2 separate regions of the Homo sapiens genome follow, and region 2 is linked to region 1. A link is a loop called in an ENCODE intact Hi-C map of the cell type or tissue named here. Cell type or tissue: spleen. All regions are shown on one strand. Links, peaks and the distances in the headings refer to the core of each region. The heading gives the core; the rest is flanking DNA. Region 1 overlaps SUSD6 (sushi domain containing 6). Region 2 overlaps SUSD6 (sushi domain containing 6).

The links. Peaks named below come from ENCODE experiments on the same cell type or tissue, not always from the same donor. Only the 100,000 strongest peaks of a DNase experiment are listed, where the experiment ranks them.
Region 2: it touches region 1 in a loop (1.8-fold over the local background); 12 of 110 quality-filtered maps call a loop at or near these places.

What each region holds. Positions count from the first base shown.
Region 1 is chr14:69,634,689-69,640,058 of GRCh38, reverse strand. The region is part of intron 1 of SUSD6 (sushi domain containing 6); the gene reads right to left. Among named protein-coding and RNA genes, the nearest start is that of SUSD6, 26 kb to the right of the region's middle. RefSeq lists enhancers at 1,789-2,301, 2,337-2,386. In spleen, for the core only: no CTCF peak of the experiment used is centred there; a DNase peak (open chromatin) is centred at 2,277; H3K4me3 peaks cover 3,150 bases; H3K27ac peaks cover 4,757 bases.
Region 2 is chr14:69,681,796-69,687,165 of GRCh38, reverse strand. All of the region lies in intron 2 of SUSD6 (sushi domain containing 6), which reads right to left. Among named protein-coding and RNA genes, the nearest start is that of SUSD6, 73 kb to the right of the region's middle. In spleen, for the core only: no CTCF peak of the experiment used is centred there; a DNase peak (open chromatin) is centred at 2,501; H3K4me3 peaks cover 606 bases; H3K27ac peaks cover 4,084 bases.

The DNA of each region.
Region 1 (5,370 bases), core at 269-5,268:
TAAACTGTAAATAAACTCCCAGGAAGGCTGGTACCCATGCTACCTTTATAATCTGAGACTAATGCACACTTCCCCCCGCAAAAAAAAAAAAAAAAAAAAAAACAGTGTAGGTGCCCCAGAGGGACTCTCTTCCCCAAAATACTAGTTGCCTGAACCAGTGGTTTTCTAACTGGGACCAATTTTGTGCCACCTCCCCCATTTGGCAATGTCTAGAGGCATATTTGGTTGTCACACCTTGGGGGTAAGGTGCTACTGGTATCTAATGGATAGAGCAAGGCATGTCAACTAAACATCCCACAACACACAGGACAACCCCATACAACAAAGAATCACTTGATCCAACATCAGTGATGCTGCAGATGAAAGCCCTGGCCTAAGTGAACAAAGGATGGGCTGCCAAGATGTCAGTTGATCCACCTTAGTTGTACATGTGGTGCAAAACTCCCCCAAACCACTGGAAAGCCTTTTTGTCCAACCAGCATGTCCCCAGACCAACTCCGTGATTCTCTCATCTCTAACTCAGGTTTACACTCCCTCAGAGAGGGGCTTGGGAATTAAGATATCTGGTTTTTCACCCCAGCTCTGCCCCTGGCTGTGATTCTGGACATGTAACAAAACTTTTCTGGGCCCATTTCCCCCTCAGTAAAATAAACTGGAAAAGAGTAAAAGTTCTTTCAGCTCTAAACTTCTGTTTTAAACGCTAGGTTTGGCCTTATTTCTTTTTTTTTTTTTTTTTTTTTTTTTTGAGACGGAGTCTCGCTGTGTTGCCCAGGCTGGATCCCGGCTCACTGCAAGCTCCGCCTCCCGGGTTCACGCCATTCTCCTGCCTCAGCCTCCCGAGTAGCTGGGACTACAGGTGCCCGCCACAACGCCTGGCTAATTTTTTGTATTTTTAGTAGAGACGGGGTTTCACCGTGTTAGCCAGGATCGAGACCTCAATCTCCTGACCTTGTGATCCACCCGCCTCAGCCTCCCAAAGTGCTGGGATTACAGGCGTGAGCCACTGCACCCGGCCTGGCCTTATCTACTTCTAATGATCCAAAGAGAAACGGGCAAGGACCCAATCTTGTTGTGAGTAAGCACACACACCCTCTGAAGGGCTGTGGTTCTTATACCTTGGAAACCAAACTGGACCAAAGGAGCTCAGAGAAGCCAGCAGCTTAGATAAGAGGGGCCCGCCTAAAAGGCTCTGTAGACACTGGCTGAGAAGCCAGCCCAGGACCTTGGGTTTAAATTACGCAAGTCCTGACTAGCCCCTGTCTTGCCTTCCCTAGGTCAGTCTTTTAAATCAACTATTAAAAGGTGGAATAGGAAGGACACAGCCTTACTATTCAAAGTATGGTCCATTAACAGCAGCACTGGCAGCACCTGGGAGCTTGTTAGAAATGAAGAATTTCAGCCTTCATCCCAGATCTACTGAATCAGAATCTGCATTTTAGTAAGGTTCCCCAGGTGATTCATATGCATGTTAAAGTTTGGGGAAGTCCTGGTTAGGGTATGCTGCCCTTCCAGTCCCTGCTTTGTCACCTCTTCATTTGGTAAAGGTGGCTTTTAAGACTGTCCACAACCCTCATCCTTCAATCCCACACACACACAATTACACACACACACACACACACACACACACACACACACTCCCCACCCCACCCCAGTTCAGAACCTTCAAACTCACACCAAGAGTGATGGGGGTAGATTACTTCCTTTTTGCGTCTTTCTTAGGTCCTTACAAGGCCAGAAAGAGGCAAGGTTTGAAGCACAAGCTAAATTACAGTCCTTCCAAGTGAGTGATTCAGCCCATCCCTGCCATTCAAAGGCTCTCCAGGAGGAGGGACAGAAAACGGGGTGGTAAACAGAAAGGTATAAACTCTGATGGAAAGAGATTCATCATTTGCATCTGAACAGAGAATAACAAGGGTCCAAAGTTTCATTTCTAACATTTTTTGTTTTTGTTTCTGTTTTTTGCTGCTGCTGTCTTATGTAACATAAAGATTCTTGGAGGCATAGGCAAAAGGGCAAAGCACACACACAGAGTTAACAAAAACACAGCAAGAGTTCTCCTAGCAGAGTGGTGGGGGGCAGCAGCTGGAACAAAACCAAGACCTGGATGAAGCATAGCATAACTGAGCACTGGAAAAGAAGATAGAACGTGGGGAGAAGGGGGGCTGGACTCTGTCATGCAGTCAGTGCACTGAAGTGACTATGCTGCTGCCCCACACTCCCTCCCCTGCACAGGTCACTCACCCCTCTCACCCCACCCGCTGTCACAAGCAGCAGATGGCCCAGCCCTGGGCAGCTGGTCAGAGGACAGCAATCTGCACGTGCTTGCCTGCCCCTCCTCCAGGGCTGGAGATGAGGAGGACCAGGTCAAAGTCAATGCCCATCCCTGGTGGAAGCAATTCTTGCAAGAGTGTCCTGGGGGTGGGGATGGCAACATCACCCAATGCTTTGCCACAATGAGACACACTTCAAAAACAACTCAGCATTATCCAAGGCTCTCCAGCACCCACACACAGCTCAGAAAGAGAGAGCCTTAGGCAGGGTAAGGGTGGAGAGGGTCAGAGAACAGTTCCCAGAGCGCACTGGGGTATGCTGACCCTGGTTAGGGGGGGACATTCATTCCTTCAACATTTGCTGTGTATATACCACATCCCAGGCGCTGCACCAGCAATGAGGGATACAGTGGTGATAGCAGACAGTCTCTGCCCTCAAGAAGCTCAGGTAAGGTCAGGAAGAACAAGGAAACAGACGGTAATATGGTGCGGTAAGTACTGAGCACAGGGTGTAATGCCAGCACCAAGGAGAGGCACCCACACAAGTATGGGGCAAGCGGCAGTCTAAGCTGATACCTGGCTTTAGAAGGTATTAGCCAGACAGAGCAGAAAGAGGTGGGTACAGGGAGTGGTGGGGCATTCCAAGGAGAAGAAACACATCAAAAAGCTGGGAGGCAAAAGAGACCTGGGAACTGCAATCTGTGCTGTCCCAGCCTTTGCTAACTTTGGTCACCTAGACCAGGGGCAGACTCCCGGGTTTGTCACGGAATCCTAACACATTACTGCCTTAAGGAACTTTGGGATCATCTTATAAAATCCAATCTACCCATTTTAGGAGAGGAAAACTGAGGCCTATCAAATGATCATGACTTCTTGAGAGAATGGCTGAACCAGAACCCCATTCTCCTAACTCTCACCAAACAAAGTTTCCTCATATATCTCCCAATCAGAATCTGACCACTGACTGAGCCCTTCTGGACACAGAGCCAGGCCCAGAACTGTTCTCCACTAGGCTAGGTCTGTTCTGAGAACCCAAGGAATAGCTCTCGTCCAGGCCTCTGCCAGACTGGAGGTCCAGCAGCACTAGCCTCCAGGAACTCCAACAAGGTAGGAACAGCTCATGAGAAAAAAAGACTGGCTACCTGCCTCTTCTGGAAAGGAGGCAGAAAGCACACATGGCAGTACCGGAGATAGGCTCTGTGAGTGTATATTGGCAACAATGGGTTCCCCCAGGAAATGAAGAGTTGTTCTAAGAGCTGAAGGAAATTATCAGCCAACACAGAAAGAGGAGGCGAGTCTGAGGTACTGCCAAACCAGGCAGGCTTAATTAAGGCTCTCCCACCCTCTTCCTCAGGAAGCCAGTCCCTACCCCTGGCTGGTCACACTACCTTAACTGTGAGAAGCACTCATTTCAGGGAAGCTGAAGGCCTTCCTCTTGGTCTCACCTCAGGAGGTAAGCCATCAGCCAGGGGTCTGAGCCACTGGAATTTCAGGGCCTAGCTGCCCTTACTGTCACCTCCGTCTATGCCTTCAACAGCAACAGTACTTGCTCTATTGTGGTTCTATAGCCTGCCGCCCACTCCAGGCAGCAAGAGTGTGTGCAGAGTGGAAGAAAGCACTCATTAGCTTTGAGTGTAACCCTCTACAGAATCTAAATAGAAGGCACAGTTATTCAACTGCTAAGGCACAATTCCTCCTCTTCTCATAGTAAAACAAAGATGCATGTCCACACCCACTAGCTGACTAAAAACTGTGCAGAAAGAGAATAAGAGGCACTGGGGTTAAACCAACTTACTAAATTCATCTCAGTCCCTGGCAATCCTCAGTTCTATGACCCTGAAGCATAGGTGTGATGAAAACAGCCTAATAATCAGAAATCTTTCCTGTCCAAAATGCCCTCAGATGCTGTCCCTGACCACATGCTCAAGTGCAATCCCCAAAGGCTGGCCCTGGCCTTCAGGGCCAATGCCAGCCCAGGGCCCTAGACATGGATATAAAGGCCAAGAAAGTGGCCTGCCAGAAAAAGATTTACTCTAGGGCTGAAAAGCCACGTTTGGTCTCGTACAACAAAGGGGTTATAATGGGAACCCTGTGTTCTAAACTCCTTCACATCTGCCACAAGGAACCTCTGGGTGGAGGTGAAAATGTGTGTGTGTGTGTGTGTGTGTGTGTGTGTGTGTGTGTGTGTGTGTGGTGTGCCTTGGGTGGAGTGGGGGCAGAGGAGATGACTTCCTTCTCTTCCACCCAAAAAACAACTCTTTAGAATATGTCCTCCTGAAAGGCAAGTAAGTACAGTTCTGATTTCCAAACCTCACTGTTTGACAGAACTTGTTTTCTCTCCCTGCTTTTTAAAACAGATGAATGCTCCCCTAGGGGAAAAGCAGCTGTAAATATAGAAGAGGGTGGAAAAAGAATCCTGCTATGAGTTCCAGAGGAACTATTGTACTATTGTAAAAGGCCTTCTCAAAAGAAGCAATACACCCTATTCCAAAAAGAAAACACACAACTTCATCCAAAGTCTTTCTCTAAAGTGTACCTTTGGGCAGATGATTTCTTTACACTCCACAGCTGCTTCCTCCTCTACCTGACACTAAGGCCTTCACATATTAAGTGAGTTAGCAATTTTCTTCCTGGGAGCCTTAGAAAGAACTAGTCCACAACTCAGTCCACTGCTACTGAGTGTCCTCCATCATCATCAACATTATCATCATCTTCATCGTCGTCATCATCATCATCAAAGGACTTAATTCATTACCAAACTACTGCTGACATTTAAATAAACTTAAGCCATTATCTTTTTAGGCAAACTGAGGCCATAGTATTTACTAGCTGAGAATAGAATGGGAAGAGGGTATAAATCTGAAAAAGGTGGCCTGGCTTCTATATTTATTACTTTTCAAAAGCAACAGCATTTTTCAAAGGCTCAGGATTCTGTGAAATCACCCTCTAGCTTGTTATATCCCTTCATCCCAACAGTAGTGGGGATGCCACCCCAAAATCCATTTACCAGAAATAAAAGATGTAAAGACATGTTTTGGATAAAGTTTGTGAGAAAAAAATTCAAGCTGCTTCTATTTTCATACAAGCTACAATCACAAAG
Region 2 (5,370 bases), core at 209-5,208, 47 kb before region 1:
CTGTCTCTACTAAAAATACAAAAATTAGCCAGGTGTGGTGGCGGGTGCCTGTAATCCCAGCTACTCGGGAGGCTGAGGCAGGAGACTCGCCTGAACCCAGGAGGCGGAGGTTGCAGTAAGACAAGTTCGCACCACTGCACTCCGGCCTGGGCAACAAAGCAAGACTCTGACTCAAAATAAAATAAAACAAAATCATAGGCTAAATGTATCTAAATAGAATAAAGATGGCAGAAATTAGCATATAAATGAGTACAACATGTGGGGAAAAGCATTAATTAATACATGAAGAGACTAGGTCAATGATATGGTTTGACTCTGTGTCCCCACCCAAATCACATCTTGTAGCTCCCATAATTCCCACATGTTGTGGGAGGAACCTGGTGGGAGATGACTGGAATCATGGGCGCAGGTCTTTCCCATGCTGTTCTCATGATAGTGAATGGGTCTCACAAGATTTGACGGTTTTAAAAAACGAGAATTTCTCTGCATAAGCTCTCTTTTTGCCTGCTGTCATCCATGTAACATGTAACTTGCTTTTCCTTGCCTTCCACCATGATTGGGAGGCTTTCTTGGCCACCTGGAAATGTAAGTCCAATTAAATCTCTTTCTTTTGTAAATTGCTCAGTCTCGGGTATGTCTTTATCAGCAGCGTGAAAACAGACTAATACAGTCAAAATATAATGTATACTCACGGCTCTAGAAGGGCCTTTCACACTTACAAAAAGGGCTTTGTTTTTGCACGACTCTTACACCAGAACCTGTTGCAGGTAGTCCCCCTACTTCCCTAGCAAGGACCCTCATAGTCAAACAATAGGTTTACATATTATAAGAAAGTCAACTCAGAAAGCCAAAAAAGATCATAAAATATCTAATTATAGCCTGCCTTTTAGAGACAATCTTGGACAACATAACCTGGGCATTTTAGACATTATTCTTTGGCTATGTGTGTTTTTTTCTCTTCACAACTGAGCAGGGCTGTTGACTTAAGTCAATGAGTATTCAACTGACACTAAAGATTTCTTACTTCTGGCACATTCATTGAATTTAAAAATCTTCCAATTCTATCAACTTTAGAAGACCTACCCTTACAACTACCATTAGTCATTTCATTTTTCCATTTTCAACTCATCCTTACAAAATCAAGGTCTGATAATGCAAGTTACCGCTGCAGCACATGCGGCTGCACAGAGGGAGCTGGCGAGGCTGCTCAGAGTGTGCTGCTGACTGGCAGGCAGCCACACCTCACGACTGCTCAAGAGGTTCTTTCTCAGCTGCTGCACAAAAGTCCAAATTCATTACACAAAGGCAATCGGGGTGTCAATTTACAATTTACCAGAGTACAGGTTGTTCCCATGACAAATGTTTAAAAGCAGACTGCTTGGAGTTGCTTCAGAATCCCCACTACTTCTACCCTCTCACTCCCCCACCACGGGTTTAGCAAATTTAAGATTTCTTGACCCTTTACTCTCCTGGCCCTAAAGGCCCGGAATCACTTTGGTGAACCTAGAGAAAATATATTCTTAGGTAGGTCCACATACAAATGAGGAAAGTATCGAGGCTCCAAAATCTCTGGTACTCAGCAACACACACACACCTGCATTTTACTAAGAGACCAGGACTGCCTCCAGGGTCCCAAGGTTTGCACTGAATCAAGGGAAGTCAAGCTAGTCAGCACCTGCACAAGCCTGTTACTCAGAATGACAGCTCATCCTGGGTTTCCCCGAACTCTATGCTTTGTTGATGGAAAAGACTTGTCAAATGTGCAATCAGGGCCCTGAAGAGTCTTTGCAGATGCCTCCAGCCAGACCTTGCAGTGGAATAATATTAGTAGCACAATGGTTCCTTCCTCAACGGGGAGCAAAGTGGCCTATGGGAAACAATCAATGTGCCTCATGGCTCTATGCATGTGGGTAATGTCCTTTAGGGCTAGTCCATTTGTACTTGCAGCCCTTCACTTGAAAAACCAAGTGAAATCACCCACCACAAAAGGACAAGCTGCAAGGCAACCGATTCTGAACTCTGGGCTTGCTGCTTTCTCCCTCAACCCTTCCTGAGTCCTCTCAACTGTCCCATCTTAGAAGGACAGAGAAAAATGTGAAAATTTCCCACTGTGACTTCTGCAAACGTGGGCAGAGCCACTGAAAGTCAGGCCTGTTTAAGGGCCACCCTGCTACTCAGCCCTAACAAAGTGATAACTCAGAGTGGTATGAGCAGTTTATATACCAGCAGTTTGAAACAGGATCAGGGACCTAGAGGCTTTCAAGAAAAGTGGGAAAGAAAGTGCTGGTCTTTAAGGAGAGTAACTTGAGGTGAAAGTTGAAGACTCAAGGCTCCAAGCTAGGTGTTTCTCCTTAGCTCCTCTTCTGCCATAATGGCCCCACATCTCCTGGCAGGGGAAGTCAAGGCTAACAGTGGAGCCTCGGCCTGACCTGCCCCCTGGCCTGGCAACATGCTGAGCTGACCCCCAAAGAGGAACTGCTCATTCACGGGGCTACAGACACGATGTTTCCACTGGCCACACCACGGTCTGTGCCAAGGCACTTGGGGCAAGTCAGCAGGCCCAGCCCAGGGACAGCAGCTGAAATTGAAACTGTCATTCATTTTCTGACCATTAAGAAAACTGGGCAGTATCTCCCTTGGCAATAATTTACTCTCCCTACTTCTACTGGAAATTAATAGATCTTGGGATAAGCATAACATGTTTATGCTTGCTTGTCCCCACTGATAGAATCTCTCTCAAAATATTTTCCCAATTTCCATTTTTCACAAAGAGTGACTGCTAGATACATATTCTACTAAGAACACTTTTTGACTGATCCTCCTTTATTTTACATATCAGATTTCTTATTTAAAATCTTTAAGGGGGTCCAAGGCACAAAGGAAGGTAGTAACACCCAATATCAGCAAAGGTTTCAGGAAACCGCACTTTCACTGCTGATTAGGCATGAAATGACTGGTGTCACTTGGACCTGGACAGTATCTCCTGGCCAATCTCATTCTCCAACGACCAGCAGAGGCTTGAAACCTGCTACACATTATGCTTGACCCCACTGGGTCCGCTAGGAGACATCACTTCCACCTGCAGCAGGGCCTGATCAAAGCTTTACTTAGGGTGGTGCCTGAGAGCTGATCCTACTCAGCCAGCAACAACCTGATGGCTCCAACTGCTGTGCCCTGCAAGGGGGACTGCAGAAGGCCACTGGGCCATAGGCACCACTATGGGACCACACTCACCCAAGACAAAAAGAGACTTCTACCAGGCCATTTTCCCCTCCCAGTATCTTACAGCATGATCTCCTTCCAAAAACCATGGACAGAGTTGGGGCTCCTTCCTGCAGCCCACCTGGAGGCATACTATAATTTATCCTCATATGCAAATCTTCCCCCCAAAACACATTTTTCCTCATGATGATTTCTTTTCAGAATCGTCCAAAGGCTGCCACTTTCTACAAGTCTAAATGCTTCTGCTGGCTATGCATGTCTCCACACTTTGGCTTGTTCCATTTCTCCAACATCAAGTCCAACTAGGCAGCCCCCACTGGCCTCACTCACCCATGATCATGGCCTCAGCTCAGCCTTCTGGCCCCTCTCAGAGATTTCTCCTTTCCCTCTCCCTCAACATCCTCTAGTTTTTCCTCCATCAACTCAGACCCAATCCATAATGCAAGGCCCAATCTTAGTGCTCTCTTTTACAGGAATATCCTTCCTCTCTAAACAAAAGCATCTATGTCTCCACAATCTAGTAGTTAAATACCATTTTGTTCACCATTTCTAAATGTGACATGGTCCTCCTCATGAGCTCCTCAAAAGGGCAGAATGCCCACCTTTACCATCCTGGACATATTTAAGGCACTAGACAAATACCTGATGGTGTCTGTGTCTGGAAGGGCTGTTACCTCTCACAACATATATAAACTAAATGCTTAAAAAGATCCCAGCTCTTGCTTCCCAGGGAGCCTCTCCTCCTACACCCCATTCCAGACCCCAGTCGTGGCAAACTCTGAGACTTCTGCCTGTAGACAGCCTGCATTTCAGCTCACATCAAAGCATGAAACAAAGGACTTCACAACACCCCTAGCCCCCTTCAGGCTCCAGAGCTCTTCAAGGGCACCCTGTTTAAACAGGAGGTACAGTATATTTTTGGGAAATGATGAAGCAACTTCCCATAAGAGGAAAGTAAAAATTCCCCAAGTGAAAAAAAAAAAAAAAAAAAAAAAAGGCTTCTTGGAAAACAGAACAGCTTCCCTGCCAGGGCAGACAGAAAGGATTTGACATTCAGGCTTTTCATCCTTGGCAAAGCCTGTTCTAGGAGAGACAGGGCTGCAGGGGAAAAAAGGGAGGCAACTTCTTATGATCAGATGTGGAACTCAGCATAGTTTTCAGAGTTGCAGTCTCAACCAAACACTTCATCTGATATTGCCCAAGGTGCCACTGGGACTCCACCCTCCCACTTTCTCTTTCTCTTAGATGCCTTAAACAACAAATGTGATTATAAAAAATTAGGGGAAAATGTAATCTTATTATAGATAAACCAGAGCCCTTGCTCTTTAAAACAATTGCACAGTGACTCCTTCAGTGGATGGCAAAATCTTTTTGCAATAACTATACTCTGTTTTTTTTTAATTGGGGAGAGTTTTAAATTTGTATTTCATACATTTGGTTTGATTACAAGGATTGTTTTTCTCATATGTGCCAGAGGGCCTGGGTTCCACGGGAAGAGACATGGGCAAAGTAGGGCAGAATGAGAAAATTGGTACCATTCTGCTTGATATGCAAGGCTTACCTAATTACTTCTTGTATTTTACCACTTCTTCTTTCTCTCTTTTTTTGAGACAAGTTTTCACTCTGTCACCCAGGCTTGACTGCAGTGGCATAATCATAGCTCACCAATGCCTCAAACTCCTGGGCTCAAAAGATCCTCCCGCCTCAGCCTCCCGAGTAGCTGGGATTCCAGGCATGCATTACTATGCATGGCTAAATTTCAGAATTTTTTTCTAGTAGAGATGGGGCCTCGCTGTATTGCCCAGGCTGGTCTTGAATTCCTGGCCTCAAGTGGTCTTCCCACCTTGGCCTCCCGAAGCGCTAGGATTAAAGCATGAACCACCCCACCAGGCCTATATTTCATTTCTCAAACTACTACTAATCAAACATTACAGCAACATTAGCAGTACTCTTCAAGTAACAAGACAAGCATTACCCACAAAAGAAACTTCTCTCTGATGCATGTCCATATGAAAACATATTTTTCAACATTTAACACAGTATTTAACACAGTAACCCAGAATTTGTGAGTGCTCAGACCCCACTTCTTTAGCCGTAAGCCCTTTTCATGAACTTGAGAATTCATACCCACCTAGCCTGTTTGCAACA